Linked DNA regions of Mus musculus: region 2 is linked to region 1. A link is a loop called in an ENCODE intact Hi-C map of the cell type or tissue named here. Cell type or tissue: left cerebral cortex. All regions are shown on one strand. Region 1 holds the start of Gm39467 (a long non-coding RNA gene). Region 2 has its middle 130 kb from the start of Gm46301.

Evidence for each region. Peaks named below come from ENCODE experiments on the same cell type or tissue, not always from the same donor. Only the 100,000 strongest peaks of a DNase experiment are listed, where the experiment ranks them.
Region 2: it touches region 1 in a loop (2.2-fold over the local background); 2 of 42 quality-filtered maps call a loop at or near these places.

What each region holds. Positions count from the first base shown.
Region 1 is chr11:113,132,213-113,140,212 of GRCm38, forward strand. The region is part of intron 1 of 2610035D17Rik (RIKEN cDNA 2610035D17 gene); the gene reads right to left. Gm39467 (a long non-coding RNA gene) reads right to left here and starts at 2,020. Exons shown (of 2, transcript XR_880298.1): 1 at 1,253-2,020; 2 at 614-1,112. All of the region lies in intron 1 of LOC115487747 (a long non-coding RNA gene), which reads right to left. In left cerebral cortex, a CTCF peak has its summit at 3,325; DNase peaks (open chromatin) are centred at 72, 399, 669, 1,721 and 1 more place; H3K27ac peaks cover 1,137 bases.
Region 2 is chr11:112,985,596-112,993,595 of GRCm38, forward strand. No RefSeq gene overlaps it. Among named protein-coding and RNA genes, the nearest start is that of Gm46301, 130 kb to the left of the region's middle. In left cerebral cortex, no CTCF peak of the experiment used is centred here; DNase peaks (open chromatin) are centred at 3,500, 5,454, 6,962 and 7,144.

The DNA.
Region 1 (8,000 bases):
CCCACACCAGCTCAGCATCCCCTGGAGAACAGCCCTGTGTAAACTTCTGCATGCCTTCCCCACCCTGGCTAGATTCCACCTATTGCCAGCTCCAGCCCAGGCCCTCAGGGACTCCAGATCCTGATAGCTAGAGGCAGAGCTTAGTCTCTGGGTCTGCACCCCCAAGCTTGTTGAAAGACTTTCCACTCTCCCCTATGCGTGGGAGTACCCTCATTTGGAAAGACACATCCAAGGTATGGGCAACCCCACTCTCTGGCTGCCCAAGGTTGCTGACCAGCAGCAGCAAGAAGGGTGGGGGTGGGGAGGAGGAGGTAAAAGAAGGCTAAGTCGGGAGCATGGAGCCCCGTGAGGTCTTGTGACCGACTGGGCCTCCTGGTGCCGCCGAGGTGGCAGTGCCAACGCACAGCGCTGAAATGCTTGGCCCGTCTCCGGAGCAAACACCCAATCCAAACAGGCCCGAGTGTGTCTCTGAACAGACTGTGTAAATAAGTCGCGGGGTGGGGGTGGGGGTGGGGGTGGGGGGGACCAACTGGCCACAGATCCCGCTTTCAAACACGTTGAGACAAAATGATCCCTCTTGAGCTCGCTTGCTCACGCCCTCCTTCTTGCTGGCTTTTTTTTTTTTTTTTTTTTTTTTTCAAATTTTCCCTGGTGCTGAAGCCTCTAGAGCCAGGCTGGCGGCGTGTTAGAGCCTGCAGCCTACCTGTCCTGCATAGGAATGAAGCCCGCAGGACTTAGAGATGCCCTCTCCCTGCAGGCTGGGGACCTCAGCTACCATACTCACGAGTCCAGGGAACAGAACAGAAGCTGTCCTCAGAGGCCACTGAGCAAGGACCTCCATGAGGACAGGGACTAAGCTACATGAGAGGTTGTGCAAGGAACCTGGCTTCTACTAGGCTGGCCCATCCCGCTCCCTCAGAGCCACCCCCAACAGAGGTCCAGGACAGAGACTCACCATTCTCCCAAGAACAGAGCTAGGGGCTGGGAAGCCCGGCCCCAGAGAACTCCTCTTGGGCAACTTGCTCCGACTCCACGTGTGTGTACAGACAAGGGGGCAACTTGCTTGTGGTTTGTTTCTGGTTTTGCATCGGGGCAGGGTGGGGTCCAGGGTTCTGTGTACGTGAGCCATTCTAGGATTAGGACCATTCACCACCCCCCCCCATTATCCGCCCCCTCATACCCCCCCCCTTTCTCTGCAAGTTGAAACAATTGAGTTGTCTTTCCCAGCTCTTGCCAACATCTCTTACTCAACCTTGGATGCAGAGGGTGTTAGAGGGGAAGGCCAGGAGGGGAATCCAGAGGGTCTCGGCTCCACACCAGGTCCAGCTGTTAGAACAGCTCTCCGCTTCCCCAAACCTAAAGGGAAGTGAGGACTGGCTTGGAGCGGCCAAGGAGGCCACAGGAAAGGAACTGAGCATTGCAGGAGGGGGCAGAGCCAACAGCAGGGTGACCTGGCTCCTGGCTTCTGGCCCCTGACCAGCTCCCTCTTTCTGACTGCCTCCATCACATAGATATGCTATAGGCACTGGTAGACCAGATGATCATGCATAACTCTTCACTATGAAGACACATCGAGAAGAGTGAGGCTCAGAGGGTCAGGCTAGGCATCAAGTCCTTGCAGAGTCTCAGTTATTGTAATATTACTGGAAAACACCAGTTAGAAAAACCTGTCTAGAATGATCCCGGGTCCGTGGGCAGAGTCAGCGCTAACGCCTGGGGTGGAGTCGGCACTTCCTTTCCAAATCGTTTTAAAACAAAACAAACCAGGCTGGAGAGATAGCTCAGTCTATAAACGGCTCAGCGTGCTTGCATATGTAAGCTTACGCACCATGGTTCAATGCCCAGAACACATTAGAAAAGTCAAGCACAGAGGCAGGCATGTAATCTCAGTACAAGAAGGGTGGGGACAGGCAGACCCGTGTGGACAGCTCCTAAAGAATGACACCCAAGGTACATACACAAGCACACACACAAAGGCATACACATTCACATATACAGGCATACACATTCACACACACACAAGCATACACATTCACACACACACAAGCATACACATTCACACACACACAGCATACACATTCACACACACACAAGCATACACATTCACACACACACACACAGGCATACACATTCACACACACACAGGCATACACATTCACACACACACACACAGGCATACACATTCACACACACACACACACAGGCATACACATTCACACAAAGAGGCATACACACACACAGGCATACACATTCACACACACAGGCATACACATTCACACACACACACAAACAGGCATACACACTCTCACACATGCTCACACACATGTTCACATTCACACACACAAATTAAAACCTTTCACTCACCTCCACTATATTAAGTCTATGCAATTCTCAGTTGCCAACTTGGAAAGGTCTTGATAGGGAGAAGAACCCAGGAACTCAGTGGAGGTGGCTCGGGAGTTTAGTAATTGGTGCCTCGGCCCTAGAAGGTCTGTCTTCCTTTCTCCCATAAGGGATCCTCACTGCACTTCAGCTTCAAATAGCAAGCTCTACCATGGTGGTCATGGTATACTGGGCACAGGATCAAACCTCACCCTGCACATGATAAGCTATTACTATCCCACTGCACAGACAGGAACACTGAGGACAGCAGTAACCTGCCCAGGACACATTGCTGAAAAGTGACAGCAAATTGACCCAGAAGCCAACCTACTGTCATTCATGTCCTCTCAGACACACGGGCCTTCCCGAAGGGCAGACACCAAGCCTTCCTCCAAGCTGCCCTCTGCCCTCCTTGCTTGTGGCGCTAGGTAAGCAACAGATGCCACATGTCAAAGTGTATGGGATAAGTAACAGAAAGGCAGCACTGTGCTTTATTCAAACATTTGCTGAGTGCCTACTATGTGTCTCTCGTTCCACTGGACGTGGGGACCCAGGTGATGGAGGAGGGGTCCTGGTCACAAGGCTAAGTCAGGTGAAGGGGGCAGTGACAGCATCGTGTGTGACCAGGGGTTGTTGCAACTCAAAGTCCTATCCATTGTTGGTGGGTATTGAGTGGAGCAGGAGCTTTGCAGAGACCTCTGGTACTTCGATGCAGACATAGGGCAGTGTTAACGTCTAGCAAGTCCACTCCTGATTTCCCTACCCAAAGCTCCTGTGAGTTCTGTTCAATGATGTTTGTGATGACTTGATTCAAAACAGTCAAGGCATGAAAGCAGCTCAAGTCATAAGACAAAGCATGACTCAGCAGATGCTAGGAGCAACTCTCTGATCTATGCAACAATGTGGCGTTTCAAAAGCTTCCTGCAGAGTGAGCTGTGATAGAAATACAACCCTCTCCCTATCTGAGGCAGGCACAGTCCAAGGCTGGCGCTCCCCCCCCCACCCCCCACCCCCGTGGAAGGGCAAAACTGTGGCTAACATTAAACTCTTTTATCCTATGTGTTTTCCTATATGTGTCTAACTGTAATATAACTGAATGTGTTAAATAGACTTTAAGAGTCTAATAATAGCAATTAATAATGTAATGGAAAGTTAAAACAGAGTGTAGTCAACGTTATTCAAATCTATGAATTATTTATTTCTGAAATTTTCCATTTAATATTTTTAAACTGCTGTGGACCAAGGCACACATGAATGTAAGATGGTGGGGTAAGGGGGCTTCCATATGCACGGCCTGGCTCTGCTGATATGAAATTCCCTTAGAATAGTACAGCTAACTTAGGCAGGGAAAAAAAAAAACCCAAAGAATAAGGCCATCATGAGGGGACAGGCCACATGGAAACTTCCAAGGTTGGTGGCATCGGCTGTGGCTACCAGAGGTCTGAGGTCTGCTGCTGCAAAGTCAATCTTATCTTCAAAAATATCCACAAGCAATGCTGGGGTTCCAAGCTATGTGGAGGCTCTTGCTCCTTCGCCTGCTTGCTGCGTGAGACTGAGTAACTGCTAGATCCTTGGACTTCCATTCACAGCTGCGACTGAACCATTGTTGGGAATTGGGCTGCCGACTGTAAGTCATCAATAAATTCCTTTACTATCTAGAGACTGTCCATAAGTTCTGTGACTCTAGAGAACCCTGACTAATACAGAAGTCTTCCACTAGCAGCCTTTGGATGAAGACATAGAACTCTCAGCTCCTCCTACACCAGGCCTGCCTGGATACTGCCATGCTCCCACCTTGATGATAATGGACTGAACCTCTGAACCTGTAAGCCAGCCCCAATTAAATGTTGTTTTTTAATAAGACTTGCTTTGGTCATGGTGTCTGTTCACAGCAGTAAAACCCTAACTAAGACAGAAGTTGGTCAGGGAGGTTTAGAGTCCATGAATAGGAATGGACAGAGAGGGCCCCCGGGATCAGGCTGGGCAAGCAGCAGACTGAGCCAACTGTAGAACTAAAAAGGAAAACACATTTGTGAAATCAGTGCGGTAAGGGTGCAGGACGCAAATGCTTGCGACTCTTCTACATGTTTGTAACTTTATAAAATAGAGCACTGGAGACTGGGAGGATGGCTCAGTGCTTAAAGCACTCGCTATGCAAGCATAAGGAGTTCGAATCCTGAGGACTGATATAAATACCAAGTGGGTGTGGTCCCCACCTGTAATTCCAGCCTTAGAGGACAGAGATAGGGAGCCCCGGAGCAAGCTGACTAGGGGGACTGGCCTTAGCAGTAAGCTCTGGTCTTACTAAAAACCCGGACTCATTGAATTAAGGGAAAAGACACAGAATGACTCCAACTTTCAACTTCAGGTCTAGCACACACACTCACATGCACACAAAGATGCACATACACATGTATATGCATATTACACATAAACACATAAAAATGAGATTTAAAAAAAAATCACAGAACGGAATGTTGGGGGTGGAGGGGATAAGCGAGCACCCGAAACAGTTTGTGAGAACAGTGCTGTCCACCCTGCTGACAGGACCTGGAGGTTACAGAGGGGGCTGAGGAGAGAAGAGACTCACAGGGATAAACAGCCACTGGAGAAACTTCACCATGGAGCCCAGGTAAAGGACAAAGCAAGAGCCTGGGTCTCTGCATTCACTTTCCCTGACCAACATCTTCCAGTTCCGAGGGACTAAGCCCTTCGGGGGCGGGGGGGGGGGGCTAAAGGGCCTCACACTAAGTAGTATCTCCATGAATTATGTGTAAATGCATCAGAAACAAATGGACTGTGTTTCTCAGCACACAGCCAGGCCTGAAATAGGCAAATCAAGGTGGGGGGTGGGGGGGAGCGACATCAGAGGTGGCAGTGAGCAGCGGGTACTGTTGTTTGACTGCACAAAACCATCTTTTGGAAGACACTTGATTGACTTCCTGATGTCCATCACAGACCATCAGGGCTCCTGCGCCCGGGGTCTTTAATATTCAAATGACTCTGAAAACTATTTCCCCTCCTGGAAAGCCGAGGGAGAGGAAACCTTTGAAGCCCGTCAAGTTATTTAATTGTGTCTTCTCTCCAAAGGTAAGGCAGTTTATTTTTATCCAGAATCAAATAAACATTCTCCCAAATGGTATGTTCAAAGCCTCCGGGCCTCTGAGGTTGGTTTGGGGTTTTGTTTTGCTTTGTGTAGAGTAAGGATGGTACTTTTTCTTGCCCAGTGTTCTAAAGTCACCGAACAAAGATCCAAGAAGAGTAATGAACTAATGTGCTGTTCCAAAGGAGAGCGGGACAGATGGGCTCTGTGTGGCTACTTAGGGACAGAACACAGGTGGTCTGGGATCTGGGTCCACCTGCAAGACATTCTGTTCTCTGTGGGAGCACTGGGTTTGCCAACCCAGGGTACCAGCTGTGCTGAGGGTGTGAGCCCATGGGAATACCTCCCACTTGGTGACAGTGACTACCTCCTTGGGGACACTCAGTGACTCCTCTTCCAGTCCTCAGAAGTAAAGGAAAGTAATTGCCTATAAGGGCAATGGCTCCTTGCAAAGATCTAGGGTAATGAACAGTCTAGCACTTATGAAGGAATTTCCTCCACTGTCTTAATTCGGAAAACAGTCTACATACACACAACCCACAGCGATCATTTGGACATGGGACAGTGGCAATATAGATACTGAGGTAGGTTGACAATGACCCTCAAGTGCTCTGCATTTAAGTAACATTCCCCAAAATTCTTATTTATGGAATCACCAAAAACTAGAAGTCACACACCGTCCAACCGGGCAAGCAGTTTCAGAAAAACTGGTTATTGTGGATGAGACAAGTCCACTGTCAGATTCTGGTAGGGAAGGGGTCTCTAGCCCTTCCCCTGTGTAGTGCAGCTATGTATCAAGCACTCTATTGCCTCATTTAGTTCTGGGAATAGTCTTATGAGATCAGGGTCATTAAACACATTTTACAGACTTTTTTTTTTTTTTTAAGAAAATAAGCCACAGACAAAAATGACTGCCCAAGGCCATGCAGCTGGCAGGACAGGGCTTCAAACCAGCTCTCCCTGATTCATTCCAAAGTCCATGTTCCTAATCGCCGCAGCCTATCTGGCCTGCCAGGCGGCACCCAGGAGGGCAGAGTTTTAACTCTAAAGGACCCAGGAAGCCTGATGGAGACAGGTTCAAGTAGCCAAAGGACCCCACAATTCTATTTCATATGCCACCTTCTTCTTTCAAAATCGCGCACTTTCTTGACTTTAGTTAACATAAGATAATTCTCATTATAAACTAAGAAAGCAAGGTCAGCACCCACAATCTCTCCCAAATAGGAATGCTCTTCATTTCTTTCTCTAACTTTTTATTCTGGGATAATTTTAGATTAAAAAGAAAAGATGAAGAGATTATTAAAACTCCCTCTGCCTCTACTCATCTCTGGCCCACGTACATTTTTTTACATAATCATGGCATATTCGCCCAAACAAAGACATTAGCAGACACAGGGGTCGAGACAGATGGTTCAGAGGTTAAACACACTGCTGCTCTTGCAAAGGACAGGGGTTCGGTTCCCAGCTACCTGTGGTGGCTCACAACCACCTGTAAACCCAGTTCCAGAGTCCTTCCCAGGCACTGCATAAATGTGGTGCACAGACACACATGCAGCAAGACACAAACACGTACAGAAAATAGTTTTGAATGGATGAATTTTCCAATCAAATTACACTACAGATTTTTTTTCAAAACCTCCTAATTTTCCTTGCCCATTTCTTTTCCTAGCTCACAATCTAATTCAGATTCAACAGAGCTGACACCTGCTATTTGTGGACAGAGTATACTGAAGAGTGCATCAAAGATATGTATCTATGTCAAAAACCATAAATGGTGCAACATGACTTCCATTGAGTTCTTAATATTCTGCTCTGTGGGTGGGTGGTACCCCCTCCTCCTCCTCCTCCTCCACCTCCTCTCCCTCTTCCCCTTCTCCCTCTTCCTCCTCTCCTCCCTCTTTCTCCTCTCCCTCTTCCTACTCTTCTTCCTCCTCTCCCTCTTATTCTTCCTCACCCTCTTCTTCCTCCTCACCTTCCTCTCCCTCCTCTCCCTCCTCCTCTCCTCCCTCTTCCTCCTCCTCCTCACCCTCCTCTTCCTCTTCCTCCTCCCCCTCTTCCTCACCTTCCTCTTCCTCCTCTCCCTCCTCCTCCCCCTCTTCCTCACCCTCCTCTTCCTTCTCCTGGTACTTCTTTTGTCTTCATTCCTCACTGTTGCATAAATGCAAAATGGACAAACTCCCCCTCGGATGTGTGCTGGCCCCATGGACCACGCATACATCTTCCAGTTCACATCTTCTCAATCGCTGCTTCACTCTCTCCTCCAGAAAACCTGGACTCATTTGCCTTCCCAGCAGATGATGGTAACAGAGTCAGTCACCTTGGACAAGAGCCGTCCCTCCATTCACTCCTCAAACAGGATCAGCACAAGCCAGAAAGAGTTAATAAACATCTAGCCATTTCCCCACAAACCAGACTGATCAACTCAAACGGCTGCCTAGAAACTAAACTTCTGCTCCCGTGGACTCAGACTGGTACGCGGTGTCCTCTGGGCCTGACAGACAGAGATATTTGGTCA
Region 2 (8,000 bases), 150 kb before region 1:
TGGGACCATTCTATAAAACCTCAGAGCCCATCTACCTCCGGTGAACCACTTCTAGAGAGACTCCACCTCCTTCACAAATAGTACCGCCAGCTGGGGACATAGAGTTCAAACATGTGAGCTTATGAGGGACAGTTTATATTCAAGTCACAATACCAACCCTTTATGTGTCTGTCCTGCTGTCATTTAACTGTCTGTCTGTCATTAATCAATTTATCTATCTGCCTGCCTGCTTGTCTGTCTGTCTGTCTATCCATTCACCTGTCATCTAACTGCCTATTCATTTATCCAATTGCCACGTACTTTTGACTCCCTATTATTAATGTCATGTGAAGTTATACTGGTGTTCAAATGTGCAGTGGATGTAGCCAGCAGCAACACCTTCAAATTGTCTCTTGCCACCCAAGTTGGGTCCTCATATCAAAATTAATCTCCTAAAATTCCACATCGCTCTTGTAAATTAAATACAAATGACCTCATGAATACACTGGGAGTCCCCATGGGACCAATGAGGGAGCCCACGCATCCGGAAGGACCAGCGTTTGAAGGATGCAGAGGGAGCTTCCGGTGGCTCTTCCCACCACGTGGGCAGTGATTCGGTTTCACATGGGAGCTGGTGAGCCCTTTGCAGAACGAACACAAGAACAGAAGAAACACAGGCCTTCAGGAACACACAGGGACCTCTAGAAAGACATTCTTGGATGGCATGAGTGTGCCTTGGCCTCTTGGAACTGAGAGTCGAGGATCTGGAAACACCAGGCTCTAAATACCACATTCTTGACATTTTTGTGGATTTTGGTGCAGTTTTTAACAGCCTCAATTCAAGGGGCCTTATTACCATCCTCATTTTTGGCAACAGACACTCTAGCTCTTTGCTGTGTGCCCTGGTGCCCCATGCAGATCTCACAGAGAACACTGGAGATAGTGACTCCAAAGGCTCCAAAAAGCCACAGACTTACCTAAGGTGTTGCACCTCTGTACATATGAGGTAACCTCTGGCATAGGAGGTAACCTTGCCTCCTCTTGGAAAAAATGACATACTTCCAGGCCCCTCTTTTGCCTCAGGTTAGTTAGTTATTTGATATATTTAGCAGCGTGCCCATAGAGGGTCCCACCTCTCTCTGGGCTAGTTACACTGACGAAGACACATGAATGATGCTGAATCCCACAGCAAGTAACACACCTTGCTTTGTGTCCTGGTCCTGTATGTGCCAGAAGCCAACCTTAGAGCAGTAGTCCAAGGTAAAACTACAGCTCTGTGCAGTGGCCCCAACCCAATACTCCTGCTATCCTCACCAGGAGAGGTTAGGATGGATATGTGTGAGCACAGAGAGGTGACATTTCGATAAGGTGGTGGGCAGTCAGCAAGGGAAGAAGAGGAGAGGCCTCAGAAGAGACCAACTCTGCTGACCCTCTCTATTCCGGCCTTCAGAACTGGGAGAGGCCAACGCCCATCGTTTAAGCTGAAGCCTGCAGAGTTTTGCTAGAGCAACTGGCAAAGAAATTGCTATTGCTTTCCTATTCCTCCCGCATAGTTGTCTTCCCTTCTCTTGCTCTTCCTCTCCCTCTCCTTTGTCATATTGAGCTTAGGGTTCCCCAAGGCTTTCAAGAATTCCCACAGCAGAGCCTAGCTGGAGCCCCTCCTGGAGGAGATGGCAGGCCGAGGGGACATCTGGTCCAGACCGCCAACCTCTTTGCTACCTGCTTTGTGTTTAGTTCTTGCTTCTTGTTCAGCAGCCTGCCGCCAGCTCCACTGGTCATACATCCAACACGAAAGCTCAGCCCACAGCCCCTTGCCATCCCGGACTGGAGGACCCAGAGCGGCACCGGGGAAAGAAAATCACTCTTTGTGGGTCTGTGGCTTATGACAAAATGAGTGCCTGCTGCCCACCCACTGTCTGGCCCCACAGAAAGGCTGCCAGGACCTGGCTGGGCTCAGTGAGTCCTCAGAGACTGACACTGGCTGTTGGGGAAGAGAAGGCCCCCAATGTGCTCCCACCAAGCTACCTACTTTAATTGGATAGTATGGGTGGCCTGACAAGATCAGGGAACATCCCCTGTACTCCTACGATCTCACATGGTGGCCCTCAGAGCCTCATATCACCAGGTGCCAGGCACAGCCTTCAGGACCTACCTACAAGCTGGGATGCTCTCGAGGGTAGAGTGTCTAAGAGGAGGACCGGTTGCCCTGGGGCTGGGAAGAGACCCTTGCTATCAGTTCAGTGTAGCTCCAGTCCTGCATGCAGCAGGAAGCCTGCACTGGGCGGTTCCGTTCGCAGCCAGTTCCCATGCAGCCTTGGCCTTCTCCCTGCGGGCAAATCAGGGCATGTCCGGAAATGATTGTGATCAGCCACACTACCCAAGAGCCCAGCCAGGGAGAAAACACTCTGTTCTTCTATTTTATGAATGAGTAAACCTGTATGCTTTCTATAAATGTCTGTGTAAATCACTGGTGGGCATTCCCCTCTTGGCACGGGGAACACCCAGCTTAGGCCTCTCCCGGCAGCTTCTTCCTAGAGAGGAAGTTGGGGGCCTGGTCTCTCCACCTCTGGGCTTTAGGGAGCAGCCTTCTGCACTACTCTAGCTCTGGAGAGGAAGCCCTTTCTCAAACAAAGACTCAGTCCCAACGGGGAGGCAGCTCACCTTCCCAGGGGCCTTCTGGATGAAGCACCAGGCCAGAGCTCAGTTCTACCTACTGTGGCTTCAGGACCTTTTGTATGTCTTCTCCATGGAGCTCCTGGTCACTCTGCCGATCCCCGCCTGCCCAACGTCCTGCCCAGAAAAACTAGCAAAGGCCGGCAGCTTTCTATGTAAAAGGTCTACATCCACTTAACTCACAAGTAATCATTAATATTACCCCTGGCCCATGTAGCCAACCGTTAAACTGACACTAATGTGGTGAGTCGTGGGTGCCATGACCAGTGTTAAAATCCAGTTGGGTGGGGCTGTTGGCTTCAATGAACTGGGCTCGTTTATACAGCGTGCTTTGCATTTAACCAGAAGGCTAGACACTTGATATCAACATGCAGAGGTTTCTCTCAGCCTGCCTTTAGACTATCATACTACCTGCCTCCCAGCCAAAACTTTATCTGACCAGGCTAGACCAGTCTTAACGAGCTAGCTCCTAGTTTTGCATGCATGCATGCATGTGTGTCTGTCTGTCTGTGTGTCTCTCTGTGTGTATCTCTCTCTCTCTCTCTCTCTCTCTCTCTGTGTGTGTGTGTGTGTGTGTGTGTGTGTGTGTGTGTGTGTTTGCTTGTGAGTGAAAGAATTCACAAGGAAGAGTAAAAAGCACAGATAATCAGTTGTTCAAGCCAATGTACATCACACATGGCTTTGGAATCAGCCCATCTGGATGGTCCTGCCACAGAATAGAAACCTAACATCTTCTCTGTGGGCTAAAGGGAAGGAGGGAATTCTGGCTCTGCCAAAGGGAGGAGCCAAGCCTGGAGGTGTGGCATACTGGCTTCATCTCCTATGAGACTAGAATCAGAAAAACCTACTGTCTTCCCAGCTTCCCCCCTCATACTGGATTCTGGCTCTGCCTGGAATCTAGAAGTGCTTTAGCATGGCCCACATCCAGCTCTGCAGACACAGCACTCACCAGCCATTCCCCTGGTCCAACATCAGAGCCGAGCAAGCCCTTTTTTTCTTTTTCTATCCCATGGCCTGCAGGCTGAGTGTGGCTGGCTGGGTGTACTAAGAAGTAGGCAAAGGGCAGCCATGCCATTTGGGCAGCTAATACCAGGGGCCAAACCAAGAGTCCAGGAAGCCACAGCACCCCAACTTGCCTATATGGAAAGCATGTTAGTTTTTTTTCCCCCTTCTAGGTAGCTTGGAAGCTGGGACTTCCCCAGACAGTCCTTGAGACTTGAAGTGGGTTAGTCTCCGGGCTCGGTTAGCACCCTTCTCCCAGTAGCTGCTAGAGGGACAGGTGGAGGGGGACAGATAGGGACTGCCTGTCCAGGAGCCAGTCAGGACTCAGAACTGTCCAGAACAAACACCGAAACTACATAGATCCTCCTGCAGTCCCCCTTTGCCTCACGAGACAGAGGAATGGCTAGCGGATGCCATCCCTTGGAACAAAGTCTTACTGCTTGACACATATCCTTTTAAATTTGCTACTTGGTTTGGATCTAGATTAGCACTTCTTAGCTAGGTGTCCTTAAGGAGGGCACCAAACCACCTCCCAGTCACTGATGATCTAGCAATACAGCAAGCCTGATAATAAACACACCACTCAAAGGAAAGGCTTGCGTGAGGACCAGCTACATGCACAGCCGTTTGCACAGTGTTCAGCTCCTGGGGACAGCCTGGCCTCTTCACCTCTGAATGGAAAAGTTCTTCATCTCAAGTCCGGACTCATTGTGCCTCCTGCCCTGATATTGCTTCCAATCACAAGGGATTTGAGTGGCAGATCTGGGAGCAGCTGGGGGCGGGGGAGGGGGTCATGGGAGGACACCCAAGTCTCCATTTCCATCTGAACTGCTAGGAGAACAGGCCTGAGGGATGTCAGGGTTAGCACTCCGTTCTCCCCCTTCCTCTTCTCCTGTCTTGCCCTGCCTGTAAGGCTCTGTCAGCCACCCCGCTGCCTTGGTCAGGCCAGAACTCGTCCGGCCGGCTTGCCTTGGTACCTAGGCTTATCCAAACATCTTCATCTCTTTTCATAAATCCAATCCCTCCTTATCAGCCCCTCCATCGGGAGGAAGGGCAGGAGGGGCTTGACTGAAGTGTGGGGAGAGAAGCTTTAATTAGCCTCCTTGCTCCTCGGGGTCACCGGCAGTTCAATTGTCCTGCCTTCACATGTCCCCGATCACGTAGTGAGAACGGGAGCCCTGCAGCTGGGCTCTCAGAAACACTGCTCACAGCTGCTGCCTACCAGGCTGGGTCCTACCCCCGGCTGGTGCTAGGGCTGGACTCCAACAAGTTAGAAACAGAAATCAGCCCGTGCGATTGATACCTTCTCTTAGCACAAGGGTTCTCAGGCCTTCCACCAATCCCTGACGCATAGGAATTTCCCTAGTCCATTTTCTGACGGTACAATGACAGGAACAAAACCCCAACCTTGATCTCGGGGAACAAGCTGATTTTGCAGTGGGCATTGGAGCACCTATCTTATGCAAAACGAGTTTTGGCCAGCCTCGATGCTGTCTCCATAGAAATGAGGTGAAAGGCTAAAACATAGAACACAGGCTCTGGGAGATGCTACATACTGGCACCTTTGAGCCATGCAGTCTGGGACAAGTTTTTCCCCATCCTAAAGAGTAGGGGTGGTAACTCCCTGCCTCCCATGGCTGGGAGCCCCAAGCCAGATCACATGCAAACATGCCCCGTCCGTGCCAAACGCTAAACAAATGACATGTATTCTTAGCTATCCAACCCACTAGACATGTGGGAACATCTTGCCACAAATACCGGGCTTGGAGACTGATTCTGTTCGCGCTTGGATTCTTCTTTGATTCTGCTAGTTTCCTGCCGCCCTGGATTGAATCTTCAGCCCTTCACCGACACGGGCTTCAGCAGCCGGGACTAACTTCTCGCAGGGATGGGATGCTGACTCGGCTCCCGTGCATCCTAGCGGCCTACTCCTTCTTGCTCAACCGTTCCCCAGGCTGTGGGGGGAGCCAGGTACTGCAGCCCCAGACTTGGCTTTAAAAACCTTAAGCTCCAAGTGACTGAGCAGCCCAATCGGTCTTACTTCCAACCAAGCCCTCTGCTCCGCAAATCCACAGCTAGGAAGAACCTCAAATTCGTAATTCAACTAGAACACTCTGTTTTCCTTTCAGTACTAGGGATGAAGTCTGGTGCCTCATACACACGAAGGCAGGTGTTTTAGCACTAAGCTGGATTCCCCAGCACTTTTTACTCTGCATGTTGAGATAAAGGTCTCACTAAATTCCCCCAGGTTGGCCTGGATAACACTCTGTAGCCTCCAAAGGCCTTGAGCCTACTTCTGAGTCTCTTGTCTCGCCTACTGAGATTACAGATTTGACTAAACTGTGAACACTCTAAGAAGGGAAAAGTTTCTCTTAGTAACCACATTGGGTGGGTGGGTGGGGGGAAACTGGTATAAACTGGGACTGTGTTGGATGAATGGGGAAGGATGCTTGTGGCTTATCCAGATCTTGGGAGAGGAAAACAGAAGAAGCTACTCAAAGCTTGTTAGAATGGGACACTCAGGAGGCCGCACGAAGGACTGAACGGTCTAATCTGTGCTGTTGGCATTAGTCATCGTTAGTTATCCATCCTTAGGCTCAGTTCATTAAGGGACCTCATCCCTCCCCCAGTGTCCAGCTTAGGGTCTGGTGCATTGACAAGCAGTCTCCAGGGAGGAGACAGGTCTCGGGGAACACAATCCCAGCTTCCCCACAGGTCCCAGCCCCAGCTTTCCTGATCATGATCGTAACTGGCATGTGTGCCGTCTCCAGGCCTCCGGAACACGTTCTCATGCCTTTTCTCTTTTGATCCGAGGGAGATAACGCAGACAGGAGCACGCACCCGAGAGAGGCCACCCTGCTGCACCACACACTGGCTGAGCAAGAACAAAGACCATAAACGAAGAAGGAGGATGTTTGCTCTCCGCTTCCCGCCTGCCTGAAAACAGGAAACGTGGAGGCCAGCTCTGACCAGCCTTCCACCTCTTCCTCCCCCTACCCCAGTTACACAGCCTAGGAGGTTTGATTTTTATGACTGATTTTTTTTTTAAGTGGATCATATCTCTTCCGAGCTTACTCTTTTACCTTTCCTTATTCTGCTCCCATCGTAGGAAACAGAGATGCTCCTGTGGGAGCTGACAATCATGAGGGTCCACTCCTGTGTCCTTTTCCTGACCCACAACCTCTGCTGGTCTCGCCTTCCTCAACCACCTGCGAGGAGCCATCGCTAATGGGGAAAAATCAGTGACAAACTCAGTCAAGGCAGCTGCCAAGCCCCGGAGGCCAGTGAGCCAAGAAGGAAGGAGAATTCCTCTCTGAAGGCGTGCATCTATGCAGGCAAGGCTTGCAAAATGGCAAAGGTAACTTGCCACGGGGATGATTGATATTCACAGCCATCAGGAAGTGGGAGAGACAGTCTCTCTCACTGGTAGAGGAGGACCGATCACTAGCCACTTAGGAAAGACAGAGACCAAAGACAGCTGAGCTTAAGACCATGAAAAGCTGGCATCTCTGCAAACAGCAGGCAGGATCTGGGCCAGCAGTGCTTTGTGAGATTCTGGTGTGAAGTCTCGTCTGTGGGTCTTAAAATACCCTCTTCTTGGTATTCAAATACGGGCAACGATAAAGCCTGCCTGAAGGGACAGAGATGTGGAAATATGACCTTCCAGATGTGACAACGTGGCCTCTCCAAGACTGACAGCAGATGTGGTTTTTCTACTCAAGACCTGCATAAGATCAAGCCAGTGAGAATTCCAGCACAGATTGGGGGAGGGTTCTCTGAGACCCTCCACTTCCATAGGACAAGCTCTTAGCAGCTGTGGAAGGAGGGAGACACATTGTCTTTGGGGGAATATATATGGCCCTGCTGGTAGGCTGCTCGTTCCCCAGTGGATAACCCCACACCCAAGCACATACGGGCAATGCTAACTAGACTCAGGGTGTTAAAAATTGTAATAGTTTTTTTAAAGGAGGTTCTGAAGTTGGGAAGGAAATGGATACAGAGTACTAGAGGAAATTGGAGGAAGGTAGTGGTGGGTGAATATAATCAATACACACCAAATAAATGTAGGACAACTTCAAAGATTAAAAATAGTGTTTTTAAAGAAGGCTAGATATGTTTATGAATCAAGGTCCTGTAGAGAAATAGAACAATAGATATTGTGTGAGTGTGTGTGTGTGTGTGTGCACATGTATGTGTAGACACGCAGTTATCTCATGGTATCCATGGGACACTGGTTTCAGGATCTCTATTATACCCAAACCCACAGATGCTCAAGTCTGTTAAGCATAATGACAGTAAGTGCACGTAACCGTCACACTCCCTCTGCAAGTTCAATCATCTCGAAG